Regions from separate parts of the Mus musculus genome. Here region 2 is linked to region 1. Evidence: chromatin loops called from intact Hi-C (ENCODE). Cell type or tissue: heart. All regions are shown on one strand.

The links. Hi-C counts contacts between places; a loop is a spot of excess contacts. Peaks named below come from ENCODE experiments on the same cell type or tissue, not always from the same donor. Only the 100,000 strongest peaks of a DNase experiment are listed, where the experiment ranks them.
Region 2: a loop joins it to region 1, with 2.1 times the contacts of the local background. A loop is called at or near these places in 2 of 42 quality-filtered maps.

The regions. Positions count from the first base shown.
Region 1 is chr10:117,673,392-117,681,391 of GRCm38, reverse strand. It overlaps Cpm (carboxypeptidase M), which reads right to left. Exons shown (of 9, transcript NM_027468.1): 7 at 5,300-5,452; 8 at 1,281-1,429. Among named protein-coding and RNA genes, the nearest start is that of Gm25709, 15 kb to the right of the region's middle. In heart, a CTCF peak has its summit at 4,207 (motif pointing right); DNase peaks (open chromatin) are centred at 4,815 and 5,531; H3K4me3 peaks cover 1,604 bases; H3K27me3 peaks cover 1,139 bases.
Region 2 is chr10:117,624,863-117,632,862 of GRCm38, reverse strand. It overlaps Cpm (carboxypeptidase M), which reads right to left and starts at 3,363. Exons shown (of 9, transcript NM_027468.1): 1 at 3,336-3,363; 2 at 2,980-3,142. The coding sequence starts at 3,139. In heart, no CTCF peak of the experiment used is centred here; a DNase peak (open chromatin) is centred at 3,422; H3K4me3 peaks cover 1,965 bases; H3K27ac peaks cover 918 bases; H3K27me3 peaks cover 5,066 bases.

The DNA of each region.
Region 1 (8,000 bases):
CCCCCTCTTTCGCTCCTACCATGTGGTGTCTGCTTAGCTGCCCTGACTTCTCTGGCAGGGCTACCTGTAAGGCACCTTGGCTTACACTGGCTTCCTCCTGGGCTGATTGATTAGGTTATCCGTGTGTGTGTGTGTGTGTGTGTGTGTGTGTGTGTGTGTGTGTGTACGCGTTAGAATAGCCGTCTTGAGCTGGGGATGGTTCACTGGGTGAAAGCGCTTGCCCAGCAAGCCCGACATGATTCAGTCTCTAGAATGTATGCTGGAAGGAGCAAACTGCCCTCAAAGCTGCTTACCAACTTCTCCAAGTGTGCTATAGCCCACAGATGCGTACATAATTGAGAAAACATGGTAGGTGCTTGGTTAGGAAAACATATGACTTTCCTCCCGGAGACAGTGTTTCTCTGTATAGCCCTGGCTGTCCTGGAACTAACTCTGTAGACCAGGCTGGCCTTGAACTCAGATCTGCCTGCCTCCGCCTCCCGAGTGCTGGGGTCAAAGGCACATGCCACTGAGATGCCAAAGCTTTGAAATTCAGACTCCATTTTAGAAAACCTGACCTAAGTGTGAACTCAGGTAGACCAACAGGCTGGTATCTAATAGCATTAGTTTCCAAGTTGCCCCCCAACAGAACCTGAGCCTAGCTCCCGTCTCTAGTCTAATCCCCAACAAGAGCAGAGTTTCCAGGTTACACCCTCAACAGGACCAGTGTCTCCAGGCTATTTCCCCAACAAATCTGCACCCCCAAGTTACAAGCCTACCCTCTGCCTAACGACCACCAATGCAGAGGGGAGCAGAAGTTAAGTCTATGATAGACTCCCAGCACCAGCCAATCATGTTAAAGGCCACAGGAGCTTTCCAATGAGATGCTTGCACATGTACTCCCTGCTTGCTGCTTACTATAAAGCCTTGACCCATAGACATTCTGGGCTCCCCACCACCACCACCAAAACTGTCCTGCCCTGCGTAATGGTGGTGCGTTGGGGGATGGGCGGGAGGGTTGTTCGAACAGAATAAAGACCCTGGTGAGTTGCACCAGATTGGCTCCTGTGTGTGTTTTGGGGGATCACTAACATTTCCCTGGCGCAACACCATCACTGCGAGACTATATGTGATTCCCCCTCATTGGTTTGTTTCTGCCTTCCACTCCTCTCCTATTGCAGGCCTGATGTTAACCTTGCCTTCCAAGCCTTGCTGTCCTCATGGTTAGATTTCCCACTTAGCGTTGGCCACCCCAGGTGGGCACTGTGCATTTTATAAAATACCGGGCTTTGCTCACTTACATTGATCACGTAGGACCCGGGCAGCAGAAGCAGATAGTATTCTCCAAGCTTGTTGGTTCTAAACGGGCAGATATGCTTTCTGTCTTGGACTTCCACGATTACATTCGGTAATGGAGCTCCACTCTGATCGAACACTTGACCCTTTACCCCTGCAAGGCACAAAGAAAATGAAATATACATGCCATATTTCCAGTCAGTGAGACAGTTCTGGAAGTCCGAGGATCTAGGTTCGATCCTTAGAGTCCACAGTGGAAGGAGAGAAGAGACTCCCTAAAAGGCTGTCCCCTGTCCTTCTCATGTGTCCTGGCACAATAATAATACAATTTACAAGATTTACAACTAAATAACACGTTTTACGGCACATGAAAGACATTTCCTTTATGGATTTAAGAAACACACCCCTTGTATTACCTGCCTTAACAGCGCTCACGAAAGGAGGGTCATTTTGATGCCTGTAGACCACAGTTGAGCTACAAGCCTGATTTATAGCCAAAATTGCTGGCTATAGGCTATTCAGTGTATATCAAAATGGAAGGTCAGAAATGAATAATCCCTTCCTGTTACTTCCGGGTTGTTTATTTGATCATTAAACTGTACTGAACGCATGATGATGGTGGATTCCTTAGAAACCTGAACAAAAATGATTAACTTAAAAGACAGTTGTCAATATATAAGGGTTTCAAAGGTTTGTCTTCACACTAGACAAGCTAAGTGGGGAGCAAAATTATAACAACAGTGTTACATGTCTTATTATTAGCAAAAGCAGCCAATGTTTATTGAGCAATTAATATGTTCCAGTCTGTATACTGAGGGCTTTGGGTGTATGTTCTCAATGAATCTTTACATCAACTCTACAAGATGACAATGTTATCAGAGTTTCATAGGGCGGAGGTGGCACTAAGTGGTAGAATTACTGTTTAGCACTAAGCACCATAAACACAGCCCTGGGTTCCTGGGTTCAGTCCCCAAGACTGCAAAACAAAATAAACGATTGCAAATGTGAAGGATAAGGCTTTGGGTGACTAAAATAACTTTCTTCTTCTCTTCTCTTCCTCCTCCTCCTCTTCCTCCTCCCCCTTTTTGATGGGTCAAGGTCAAATCCATGCCTTAAATAACCTTAATTTTTCAGCCAACTACATAGCCAGATTTGAGATCCATGGAGGCAGTCTCTGGAATCCACACTAAAGCATTGTATTAGACTTGCCCACTTCAAGACTTCAATGTTCACAGCGCTGGGGATTGAACCTAGGGCTTCCTACATCCCAAGAAATGCTCTCCCCTAAACTGCATCAGTCACAATTCCAATTTGTTCCCTCCAGTGACAAACTGGACTATCTGAAGGTAACTTATTTATGCCCAATGACACGAATGAAAAAAAAACCCAAACCAAACCAAAACCCAATGGTAACAATGTCCAAATAGCTACACTCAGCCATTATTCATCATGAAAGAAAAACACCAGGCACATGATAAATAGTGTCCTCTGACAAAGACTGAGAGGAAAGGTGAAGGTTTTGATATTAGTAACAAAGTAGCGTTATCTCACCTCACACAAGAGTCTCTATCTCAACTATTACACAACCCCTGACCTAGATGGCCCCCTGGTGCCTTTCGGGTTCAATTCCTGGCTCCTTTGCTCTGGAGTGGGTTATCAAAGGCGAAGTTTCCTCTCCACTTTATCTACGGAGGTCAACTCTGCAAAATTATCTCCCTGTCATTTTTTCCCCTCCTTTTATCTTTTTTGTTCAAAGTCTCATTGATATTTGTCCTTACGTGTATTCAGGGGTTGAAGTCAGACACTAAAAAGAGACCAGTTGACCCACAGGCTCAGAAAGAGCTGCTATAGCAGGAGAGAAAAAGCCAGTATTGGAAACGAACTCAGAAATCTACCTGCCTCTGTCTCCCAAGTGCTGGGATTAAAGACATGAGCCACCCCTGCCTGGCTTCCCACCCAGTTTCTTAGGCCAGTTTGCTTAGGTATCTGAGGGTGGTGAGCCCTCAGCCTCAAGGCTGAGATCCGCCTTAGAGAGCGGGGAAAGCAGGGGCGGCACTGAAACCTTTGTGCTTTGCTTCCTAGAGATGAGACAAGCTACCTGGGCCTCAGAATCTAAAGATCCTCTTTCCAACGCACACTGAGAACATCCTCTAACACAGCCCATAATACTACAGAGCCCAAGTTTAGACTGAATTCTTCTGTGAGTCCCAGTAGCCCCTCCGGAGCCATAGAGCAGGCTGGCGTGCAGCAGGGCAGAACTCTTACTCCAACTTCCGATCATACTGACGTTTAACACTTTTGTGAGCTTTCAAAACAGGACACCAGCCTAAGAGCTTGACGCCTACACCGGCTTCTGTCCTTCAGGCAAAGAAAGGCCCGCGTGCTACATCAGAGGTTTCTCTTTCCCACAGAGGGCAGGTCTGAGCCTTTCAGATGAGTCACCATCTTAGACACACAAACTTCCTAGCACTTGGTGAACTCTTTCAATGAATGAACAGCGTGGCAGAGACCAGGGAGTGTCTATATAGGAGCATTTGCCCTCATCACCTACAGACAGTTCTCTCTGACATCATCACCTACAGACAGTTCTCTCTAACATCATCACCTACAGACAGTTCTCTCTGACATCATCACCTACAGAGACAGTTCTCTCTGACATCATCACCTACAGAGACAGTTCTCTCTGACATCATCACCTACAGAGACAGTTCTCTCTGACATCATCACCTACAGACAGTTCTCTCTGACATCATCACCTACAGAGACAGTTCTCTCTGACATCATCACCTACAGAGACAGTTCTCTCTGACAGCAGGCAGGGCACTAATGTGGAGCAAGACTTTCTAATAAGTAGCAACAACCACATCAGTATTTTGAAATAGTTTCTTTTTTTTTTTTTAAAGTCAGAAAAAAATATTCCTGTCTTAAACCACAAGGGGGCAGGATTGACGTGCTAATAAACCTACTGTTATCTGAGTTCTCAGCAGATTACAGGGACAGGCGGGTGGAAAAATATTCTTGATACGGCCTAATTAAATGGACTCATAAACTCAATATACCATTGCCAACGATGCTTATGCTATTATTTATTACTTATTATTTATCGGGCTGCACAGCTTCTGCACACTAATACCGTATTAAACATGGCATGCGAAGCTGGCCCTGATTCAGCGCTCTGTGGATCATCCCATCATCCCGATGGCTAGATTAAAAGGCGACAGAGAGGGCAGCGAGGGGCAGAGACATATTCATGTCTTGTTACACCTCCTTGATGATAGTGACGAAGGGTGACTTCACAAAAGAATTCAGAGTGACTTACTAAAGAATCAGTATCGGGAGAGCCTTAATGGATGATGGTTCAGTTATTCCAGGACTCACGGGAAAAGGCCAGCGGAAACTGAAATGTCAGAATAACAACCAAGGACCCAGCACGGTGATTACGTAAGGTGGAGGGAGCCAATGATATGTTTGTAATGTTATAAAGGTGCCGGCAGCACTCGGTTTTATTTTCAAATTTTTACATTTGCTTATTTACATATTTATTGTCTTGGGGAGGCCCCCGTGCTCTATGGCATAAGAGTTTGGAGGTCAGAGGACAGTAGTCAGGTCTCTCCTTCCACCCTGTGGGCTCCCAGGATGAACGGAGGGCACCAGGCTTGGCGCAGGCGCATTTACCTGCAGAGCCACGCAGCGGGCTACAACTAGGCTTCTGATTGAAGATGTTGCAAGAGTACATCCGGTTTTCCTGATCTTTTTGCCAGATTTGCATATCATTCCATATGTAAAATTGGGGGAACTCTGGGCTTTTACGCCCTCAAAACAAGTGACTCATCCTCTCTTACGAACGAACAGCTAAGCCTAGCATCTCTCACACACTGTAGATAACACGTTGAGAATTCAAACCCTTAGTCCTGGCATAGAAAACCAGGTCCAGCCCCAAGTCCCCGGAGGAGGTTTTGTATATGCTCGACGCAAAGGTTCTACCCACGCTGTGAGTGTTAACAAGAAGATATAGGACACAAACCTAGGTGCACCTGTTTTATATATTCGATCAAAGAGGCTTTGTTATCGTTCCAAAAGAGCGGCAGCTTCTCCTCGCGAGGATATTTACAGCACGACAGCTCCAGGGTAATTTCAAAGCACTGGGCCCAGATGTAGTTGTAATCTTGCATTCCCCCTGCAAAGCAAGCACATCTCATTTTTGTTAAGGACCAGTGGTGGAAGGGAGCCAAGTATCACGTGCCCGGGAGACGAGCGAATGAGAAAAAGAGGCATTGGCTGTGAATTAACACATCCGTCACGTGGGGCTTCACAACTCATCACGTGATCAGACAGACACGGGGTCCCGTGAGGTAGCTGGGGTGCAGCTGACTGAAACTCAGTTATGCACCAAAATTAAGTCAGAGATGGGAAATGATTTCCCCCTCCCTTAAAATCCTACATTTCAAGAGCACCCCTCCCCCTTAAATTGCATTCTAACTAGAAAGGAGTAGGGGCGTGGTTAGAGGGTAGAGGCTACATTTTATGTGGGTACAGGCTGTTTTTAAGAAGAGGTTCAGAGGAGGACAGGACACGGTGTAAATGGGGCACTCATGTTCTCAAAGACATTTTAAGTTAAAAATATTGCAAAAAGGAAAATTTAGTTTATTGACTCTACTGCAAAAAGGTAGTGGGATAAACAGGCTGGGAAAGACAGCAGAATATGATTGTTTTTTAAAGTATTTCTGTAGGGCTGGAAAGACGGATACTGGTACTTTCCCAGCAAACTTGAGTTCGGTGCCCAGTACCCGCATCAGGTGGCTCCAGGCCAGGGGATTTGACCCCTTTCTTTTGGTCTCCTGCACACATGTGGCATAGACTCACACAAACATACACGCATACACAAAAAACAAAACGAAAAAAGCAGATCTTTAAAAATATTTCTGTAAACTATAAAATTAATTAAACTAAAATCAGAGACACTGGTTTTAGAGGAATAATAATAATGTTTATATTACTGAGTTTTCAGGGGTTGTTTTTTTAGATTCTTTCCTAAGATCTTTATGCCATCTCATGGAATCTGTCTGAACAGTCCTTGAGGGCAGCAGGTCCAGGGACTCCTGCCCATGGGTGGCAGAGAGCAGGGTGCAGCCTTGTGGCTTTGGTCTTCTTTATGACAAGATGTCTCTGAGACTCAGAGAAGATGCTACTGACTTTAGGAAGGCTCAGACACAGGTGCGTGTGGCTTCCAGCTGTCACTGCTCTTGTGTGCTTTATAATTCTTTGACATTAGGAGACCCTAAATTCAAAGGGTTATAGTTACTGTGTATTTTACAGGGCATGAAATTTCGTATATGACATCTCTGGATTTATGTGTCTTAAAATTTCATGTCTGAAAAATGTGTATTTAACAGAGAGGATTTTATTTCCTGGTGGTATGTTATATTTTATACGAATGACAGCTTAGATTTGATGAAATGAAGTCCCCCCCCCCCCCACTCCTCTTCTCTTTCTGTAATATATACTGAGCTCTAGCCAGAATCTCATTATACCAGTTCAGTGGTCCACCACCAAGCCACACCATCAGCCCTATAGTAACTTTGAAGGAAGTAGATTACACCTTATTACACACAGTATCTGATCTGGTTTGAATGTGAAATGCCCTTCCATAGGATCATGTGTCTGGGCACTCAGTCCTTGGCTGCTCCTGGCAGAGGCAGGGCCACAGTGATAGGGCTAGCAGGTGGCATCTGTCCCTGGTCTCCCAGTGACCTCTGTTTCCCCTGTTTCTACCAATCATGCAAGTGTAAGGTAAATGATGCTCTGTCAGGCACTTTGTCCCAGCAATCAAACCAGTAACCAGTACAGTACCCACCCCAGAGAACACATGTGCTCTAACAGGCACTGGAAAAGTTTAAGTTAAACAAAATGCTCAAGGGATAGAGAGATGGCTCAGGGCGTAAGAGCACTGTCTGCAGTTACAGAGGACCCAGGTTTGGTTCCTAGCACCCACAGCTCACAACACACTGTAACTCCAGCTCCAGGGGTGCTGACTCCCTCTTCTGGCTGCTGTGGCACATGTGGTTTGCAGACATACATGAAGGCAAAAATACTCATATATATATATATATATATATATATATATATATATATATATATATAAAACCAAAATCCACAAAGAAAATGTCAAAATGTTAAGCAATCTCTATAGACCTAGATTCTTGTGACAAAGTTGTTTTTTTTTTGTTTGTTTGTTTGTTTTTTTTTTCTGGACTAGAGAGAAAGAGTTCAGCAGTTAAGAGCACTGACTGCTCTTGCAGAGGTCCTGAGTTCAATTCCCAGCAACCACATGGTGGCTCACAGCCATCTGTAATGAGATCTGATGCCCTCTTCTGGTGTGTCTGAAGACAGCTATAGGATATTCACATACGTTAAATAAATCTTCCTTCCTTCCTTCCTTCCTTCCTTCCTTCCTTCCTTCCTTCCTCCCTCCCTCCCTCCCTCCCTCCCTCCCTCTCTCTCTCTCTCTCTCTCTCTTTCTTCCTTCCTTCCTTTCTGTGTCACCCTGGCTGTCCTGAAATCCACCTGCCTCTGCCTCTCAAGTGCTGGGATTAAAGGCATGTGTCACCACTGCCCGACATAAATAAATCTTTTTTTTAAGATTTATTTATTATTATACATAAGTACACCGTAGCTGACTTCAGACACACCAGAAGAGGCCATCAGATCTCATTACTACGGGTGGT
Region 2 (8,000 bases), 49 kb after region 1:
GACAGTGAATATTGTGCCCTGGTCCACTTGGTACTGCTTTTCTCGTTTTTCACCTAAGATTTTTCTACACCATGTCAACAAGTTTTAAGGATGCCTTCAAAACCTAGAGTCAAATATGGCTCATCTACTATGTCTAAATCTAGGTTAAAAGTAAATTTGTGCTCAAATGTGTAGGTTTCAATTTTTTTTTTAAGTAAAAGTTCAGGGCTGGAAAGACAGCTCACTGGTTAAGAGCACTGGCTGCTTCTCTAGAGGACCCACATCAAGTTCCCAGCACCCACGCGGAAGCTGCTATTGTTGGAACCTCAGTTCCAGGGAGATATGATGCCCTCTTTGGATTCTGTAGACAAAGCATGCATGTACACTAATGCATGTATGTAAGATATGTATCGATGGATTTATATCATCATTTATAACAGAATCAGAAAGTATTCCAACGTCCCAACATGGGGAATGACTAACAAAACACACATAATCAGAGTCTAAAACCAAGAGAATTCATCAGCTGTCTGAAATCATATTTCCTAAAAATAAATATTAAAGTAGTGTGCAGTGGGGAAGGAAGTAAAATTCATAACTGCAGTAATGGAAACATGACAGAGACTCACAAAACCCAAGGTGCACTGGTGCGCTTGCCCAATTAGCCATTATTTCCTCGTCCGGGTGAGGCTGCCCATATTAATAGCGGTAAAAAGTAAATAAAGACAACCAGGGTAAACCCCATGTGCTAAGTACACATACCTCACACCGGAGGGCAAATGTCCGGGAAAGAGCGCCATCAAGAATCACCACACCTCAGTGATCACACTAAAATTCAGGGACACCTTGGCAACCGGGTGTCAATCATAGGTGTACAGTTTGACCTACCCTGGAACCTAACGGTAGATTTGGGATTTTTTTCCCCCCTAATCCAAGTAATTACTTAGAGATGCATACACAGCACAAGTATCTGGCTGCTGGTGCCAGCTTTATTTCTTACACCACAGTCCCTTCATCCTTTAACCACTGAAGCGCATACAAGGTTAAAGATAAAGATCAAGTAAGTCTACTGGCTTCCATTCACTCTTCCCGAGGTTTGAGTTCAGGTGAGCAGGCGGCTCGCAGGCGGACAGTCTCATACATCTGTCCTAAGAACCTTGTGTTTGAAAACACAAAAGCACACGAGTCCTGTGGTACTTGGACTAACAGCATCCCATCACCTTGGTAGTTACAAAATGATTGAACAATAACAGCAAGTTAGTTGCGATGTACATTTCTTTTATATTAATTAGTATTCTTAGACCTTCTTTTTCTGTTTGTTTCTTTCGAGACAGGGTTTCTCTGTATAGCCCTGGCTGTCCTGGAACTCACTCTGTAGATCAGGCTGGCCTCGAACTCAGAAATCCCAAGTGTTGGGATTAAAGGCAGGCACCACCACTGCCTGGCTTCTTAGATCCTTTAAATTTGCTCTACTCTAGCCCTTGGATAAATTATTTTAAGAGACTCAATCTAGATGCTGATTCAAGATATAACTTTCCATATAACTAACCTCCATACTTGGGGTTTGTGGTGATCAGAGGATTTCAGATTATTTCCTTTTTTTTTTAAGATTTATTCATTAAATGTATATGAGTACACCATTGCTCTCTTCAGACACACCAGAAGAGGGCGTTGGATCCCATTACAGATGGTTATGAGCCACCATGTGGTTGCTGGGATTTGAACTCAGGACCTTCAGAAGAGCAATCAGTGCTCTTAACCGCTGAGCCATCTCTCCAGCCCTTAGATGATTTCTGACACCAACTCTGGCAATGCTGCTTCAAAATAAAGCTTCTATTACACAGTCAAAGCTGTTTTTATTGCATTTTTAATATTTCTCTGTAATACAAGAACTGAACCATGACATTAACAGTTATGAGAAGTGACTGGTTGCTTAGTAATGTGGTTATGAGACTTCCAGTCGAGTCAAGAGATCAGTGCTAAACTGCAGGTCAGAACTTTTGAACACAACTTCCACAGCTGAGCCAAACTGCATGAACTTCAGGGCTCTTTCATTCCAGGCATTAAGTTTTCTGGTAACCACTTTTGTGAGAATCAGCGTAGTAACAAAAGATTAGGAGATGATGCTAGCTGCTAAATTTATTTGCCCCACCCAAAATGATCAGGTGCAGGTCCTGGCTAAAACTTCACCCTCTATGGCTAGCAGGTTAGGTTAACGATACAATGCGGAACACAAATGAGGTCTTGAGTTTTATCTCCAGGAGCTAGCTAGCTAGATGGATGGATGGATAGAATCGCCATCTAGGTAACTCGACCAAAATTCTTAACTTCTTGGATCCCCATCTACTCTCTCCACTAAGAATATATAGTTTCAAAAGTAAAGCAGACTAAGTGATACATTTGCAAATGCTAAGGAGATCATTCGTTGTGACTTACTACCAAGCAGGTGTATCCTTCAAAAACAGCCTTTAGACATAGACCTACATTTTCTCATAACTTTAAGCTATCGGGTTAATCACATATGTGTAGAACTCGACAAAAGTATGGCACTGTCTAGTTTTAAAATGACCTGAGGAATCCGTAGTTAACAGTCACAATCAGTATGCAAGGAAGCCAACAAAAAGGGAAACTGAGGAAGATGTTTACCCTGAAAAGGAACGAAGATACACCTCTCAGATAATTACTTCCCGATCCCCAACGGCAATAAAACAGAGGACTAAGCGACAATGACTCTCTGTAGAGAAACGACAATATATATATACAGTTCCTCTTACCGCTCTCCTGATGTAACAAAATTGAAAAAACAAAACAAAAATAAAAACAAAAAATCAACCAACAAACAACAACAAACAAAAGCAGGAAACCCCTGACTGGGCAAGGTGTGCTTTACCTGCGTGGAGCGCGTTTGGAGAGCCTCACCAACAGGGGACCAGACGCTGTCGTTCAACTTACTTTTGAACGCGGGTTGAGGGTTAGGGATGTGCGCAGGAAGCCACCTACCTCTCACAGATTTCCCGATGCTGTGCAAGTGCGTGATCGAACTGTAGTTCTGAGCCACGCTCTTTAGGAACGCCTCCATCCCTTCCTGGTGGTGATATCGGAAATCCAGGGCGGCCACCACGGGCAGCAGAAGCCCCAGCCACAGGCGCGCGCGGTCCATGTCCTAGAGATGGAGGAGAAGTGAGCAGCTGGGTCCGCCACGGAGAAGCGCGGGCATCGCCAGCCCCGAGTCCTCTCCGCCCTCGGGGGCACCTGAGCTCTACGCTCCCTCCTCCGAGGAGCCAGGTGAAGGTGTTCCCACCGGAGCCCCGCAGCCCGCCCGAGTCCCCGCAGCAGCACCCTTCCGCAAACCTCACCAGTACCAGGCGCGCGTCTCCGCCCGCCGGCGAGCGCTGGGCGCTCGGGGGAGTTATAGTCCGGACAGAGGGGCGGGCCCCGGGCGACACGCCCACCAACACGCCCGCTCCGCGCCGCTCCCGCCCCGTGGGGCGGGATCTCCGCCCTAGCTCCCAGGACAACGTGCCCTGCAGGGTATTGAGGACAGCGAGCGAGCCTGGTGGGCGGTGGGGCATGACCTGTCGGAGCCCGTGTTGGACGTGGGGCCTGCCCTCCGCCACCGCGGTCCCGGGAACGCTGCGCAGATGGTGCCCACGGTGGGCGGTGGGCGGGCCACCTGGAGTCCAAGCTGGGCCAGGCTTTCAGCCCTGTGCTGCAACTGAGAAAGCCAGGGAGCTTTCAAGAGAGAACATGTGTGTGAGCCTTACGTGTGCCGAGTGTGCGGTACAGGACCATGTCCAACAAAAGTGTCTAGTAGATAGCATTTGACTGAATCAGAGTTGAGTTTGTGACCAACTCGCAGGACAAAAGCAGAGCTGCTGTCGTCGCTGCTCCGTGGTCCTCAGGCCAGTTCCGGTGCTTCTGCCTAAAATTCTGCTTTCTGGGTGGAGGGGGTGACCTGTGTTTGCATTAAAGAGAACACAGATCGTGACTGGTGAGAAGTGGGTTCGTGACAAGGGGCCATCATGTTCTAAAGGGCACCACACGCACAGTCTCTCTGTCCCATGGATTTACATACACTGTTAAAGAAACACCGGCTCCTGCAAGGGTCTGGGGCAAACAAACTCGGAAAACTACCGATTTGTTATAACACATCTTGAACAGATTCTTTTTAAATAGTGACGGCAGGGACCATCCCAAATTGAGGGGATGGAATTTTCTTCCCAGTGTACAGAAGGAGAGGGTTTTTCTTAAAAGGGTCCTTGAGGGTAGGAGAGATCACTGAGAGGATTAAGATTCTTGGGCTGCGAATCTGGCTCCCGGAATTGCAGTCTCAGAAGCCATCTAAAGGTAGAAGGAGAGACCGACTCCACTGAGTTGTTCTCTGACGGCAACAGGCACAACGTGATCCTTGCTGCACCGCGCCCCCCCCCCCGCCCGCCCCTTACATACGACTAATAAAAGAATTAATGTTTTAAAGCAGAGGTTCTCAGCCTGTGGGTGGAGACCCCCTGAGGACATAGGGACTTTCACAGGGATTTCCTGAATAACAGATATTTACTTTGCGTTTCATAAGAGTAACAAAATTACAATGAAGTCACAACGAAATGGTTTTATGGTTAGGCGGGGGGTCAGCACAAAATAGGGAAATGTATTAAAGGGTTGCAGCATTAGGAAGGTTGAGAGCCACTGTTTTAGAGGTTTAAGTGGGGAGGGACACAGTGGAGAACCTGGGGTGAAGGACTGCCTGCCCTCTCTTACAAATACAGATGGTGTAAGGTTATGAGGTCTGAGGGATCTTCAAGGTCTCCTGTGATTTCAGGCAGTAAGTCCTTCCTCTGACCCCAGGACTATGTGAATTCACTGTGCTAGGCGTACTAAGAACTATGTAAAATGGCAGTCAATCTAACGCCTTGAATAAGGTTGGTAGGCACATCGTTAGAGCCATGACGTGTTTATTAAATACACCCAGCTTAATGAATACGTCTTTAAGGAGAATTTTCTGACGATTGGGAAACCTTAACACAGCGCTTACATTTTCGGACATAGCTGTTGCTGTGCTAAATGTACTGCCACCATGGGCTTGGGAGAGCTTCTCCTTTCACTGATCATGGGTTGAAAGAGCTGAAAGGAAAGGAGAGGGGTGTGGCTTGGGGGGCAGCCACGGAGTTTATGCAGTTATTATGTGGGACAGGAAGGAGATGAGCGAAATGAAGAATTGTCTCACTAGAGATCACAGACTGCTGCAGAAGTAAACGGAAGGGGTGTCACTTCCTGGAGCACAGCAGCACATCTTAACCTGTTGGCCATGAACAACCCTTTCGCAGGGGTCTCCTATCAGATTACATTTCACAATGGTAGCAAAATTACAGTTAGGAGGTAGCAACGAAATAGTTTTATGGGTGGGAGTCACCACAATGTGAGGAACTGTATCAAGGGGTCACAGCATTGAGAAGGTTGAGGGCCACTAGTGTAGTGAGTGGCTCTGTGGCTGGAGACTGGGAGATGGTGGCTTTGTCAGTGCTGAGATGGATTGCCCACTGTATTCGGTATTCCGAGAAAACGAAGGGGTGAGAAAAAGTTGCACTTGCTGCCCTGGAGGTTGACATGTGGCAAGAAGGACTGAGTAGGGAATCAGAGGGCTGGGGTCCTGAAGGTTTAGCACTAGTGACCTTAAGTGTGATCTAAGGACAGTGATGTCACCTGGAGCATGCAAAAATTCTGGTTCTCTCATCCCATTGCAAGCCTTAATAGAGTTCCAGAGATCCGTCCTACATTCGGGTGTGAGATGCACTGCTGGGGAGGAAAAGAGGAAAAGAGGAAGAGAGGAGGAGAGGAAGAGAGGAAGAGAGGAAGAGAGGAATAGAGGAAGAGAGGAAGAAAGAGGAAGAGAGAGGAAGAGAGAGGGAGAGAGGAAGAGAGAAGAAGAGAGAGGAAGAGAGAAGAGAGGAAGAGAGGAAGAGAGAGAAGGATGCAGAATAATAAACAAGCTGGATAGAGGGGAAAACTCAGATTTATGGTTTCAGAGGCAACTTTTCTCCCCCCCCCATCTATCTATCTATCTATCTATCTATCTATCTATCTATCTATCTATCTATCTATCTATCTATCTATTCACTTTACATCCCAATTGTAGCCCCCTCCCTCCTCTCTTCACAGTCCCACCCTTACAAATCCCTTAACCTATTCTCTTCCCTTCCCTTCCCTTCCCCTCCCCTCCCCTCCCCTCCCCTTCCTTCCCTTCCCCTTCCCTTCCCTTCCCCTCCCCTCCCCTCCCCTTCCCTTCCCTTCCCTTCCCTTCCCTCCCCTTCTCTTCTCTTCTTTTCTGAGGAGGGGAAGCCCCCCTCCCCCACACCTTCAGTACCACCCTTCTCTGAGACATCCAGTAGTAGCAGGACTTAGCACATCCTTTCCCACTGAGGCCTAACCAGGTAGTCCAGTTAGGGGAAGGGGATCCAGTAGCAGGCAACAGAGCGATAGACAGCTCCCCCACCCCTGCTCCAATTGTTAGGGGACCCACATGAAGACCAATCAAGGCAACTTTTCTTATGATGAAACGATTAAAGTACCGGAAGTCTAATGGTTGACAACTTGGCATATGGATTCTGTATGAGTAAATCTGGTATAAAGTTTACAAGAAAAAAAAAAGACAAGTAAGGCGATACGGTTTGCTTATGAATGTCCGCAGAGGCTCCTGTGTTGAAGGCTTCTGTGTGTAGCAGTATTTAGAGATGGGGCTTTGGAACGCTGCTGGGATCATGATGACTGACCTCAGTAATGGACCGACCCATTGTTTGTGAATAATTTGTGGCACTATTTGGAAATGATGATAACCTGGTAGAGGAGGAGGAAGTAGGTCACTGGGCAAATGACTTTCGAGGATGTATCTTGTTTCTAGCCTTTCTGCTCACTCTCCACCTCCTGCCTCTAAAGAGGTGAGTGGCTTTGTTCTGTTCTGTTCCCATGGTGATCGGCCTCACCACAGAGTCTATGAACTGAAACCTTTGAACCTTTGAACCCAAATAAATCTTTCTACCTATAAGTTGTTTTTCTCAGATGTTTTCTCATAGCAACAAAGGCTCGTTGACATACCAGAAGACAGAACTAACAGCTCTTACAAAATCAAGAGTGGGCAACTAGACTTTAATAGGCAAGTCCTAAAGCAGCAATGCAAACAGCCAGTAAACAGAGTGAATGTTACCAATGAGGCTAGCAAAGAGTTACATATTTAAAGGGAAAGGTAATGCTTTGTTCTGCCAATCAGTGGGCAGGATTTTAAAAAGATTGGCAATTGCCAGCAAATGGATAGGACCTGGAGACAGGGTGTGTATGTTCTTTCAGTAAACAGTTATACTTGTGTGGGGGGGGGGGGGAGGGGGCGGGGGAGACTTGGGGGGGGGAGGGGGTGGGTAGGTGTGGGGGAGGGGGCTGCCAGAGAAAAGACAACAAAGTCTCCAGTGAGCCACTTCTACTCTAAAGGGAATTTTAAAATGTGTCGGATTTACTGTGAACCTTAGAGTTTCCAAATCAGTGTTGTTTTCGAGTCAGGAAACAGTGAATAATACCTAACCGTTTAACACAAGCAGCATCAGCGACTCTCAGGGGCATTATTTCCTTCACAGTACCTGGAGCCATTTTTGATGCTTATGATTTGGGGTAAGTGTTCCTGGCATCTAACCCTGAGGCCGTGGGCATGGAGGGGTTGCTGCTAAAGACTCTCTAGCAGTGCTTCAACCTTCCTGATGTTTTGACCCTTTAATGCAGTTCCTCGTGTTGGGGTGACCCCAACCATAAAATTATTTTGTTGCTACTTCATAACTGTCATTTTGTTGCTGTCATTAATTGCAATGTAAATACCTGTGTATCCCAACGGTCAGTCTTAGATGAGCCCTGTGTAAGGATTGCTCGACACCCCCAAAGGGGTTGTGGCCCAAAGGTTGAGAAGAGCTGCTCTATGGTAAACAGCATTGCCAGCCTCAGCAAAGAACCATCCAGCTGGAAATGCCAATCGTACTAGGGTTGAA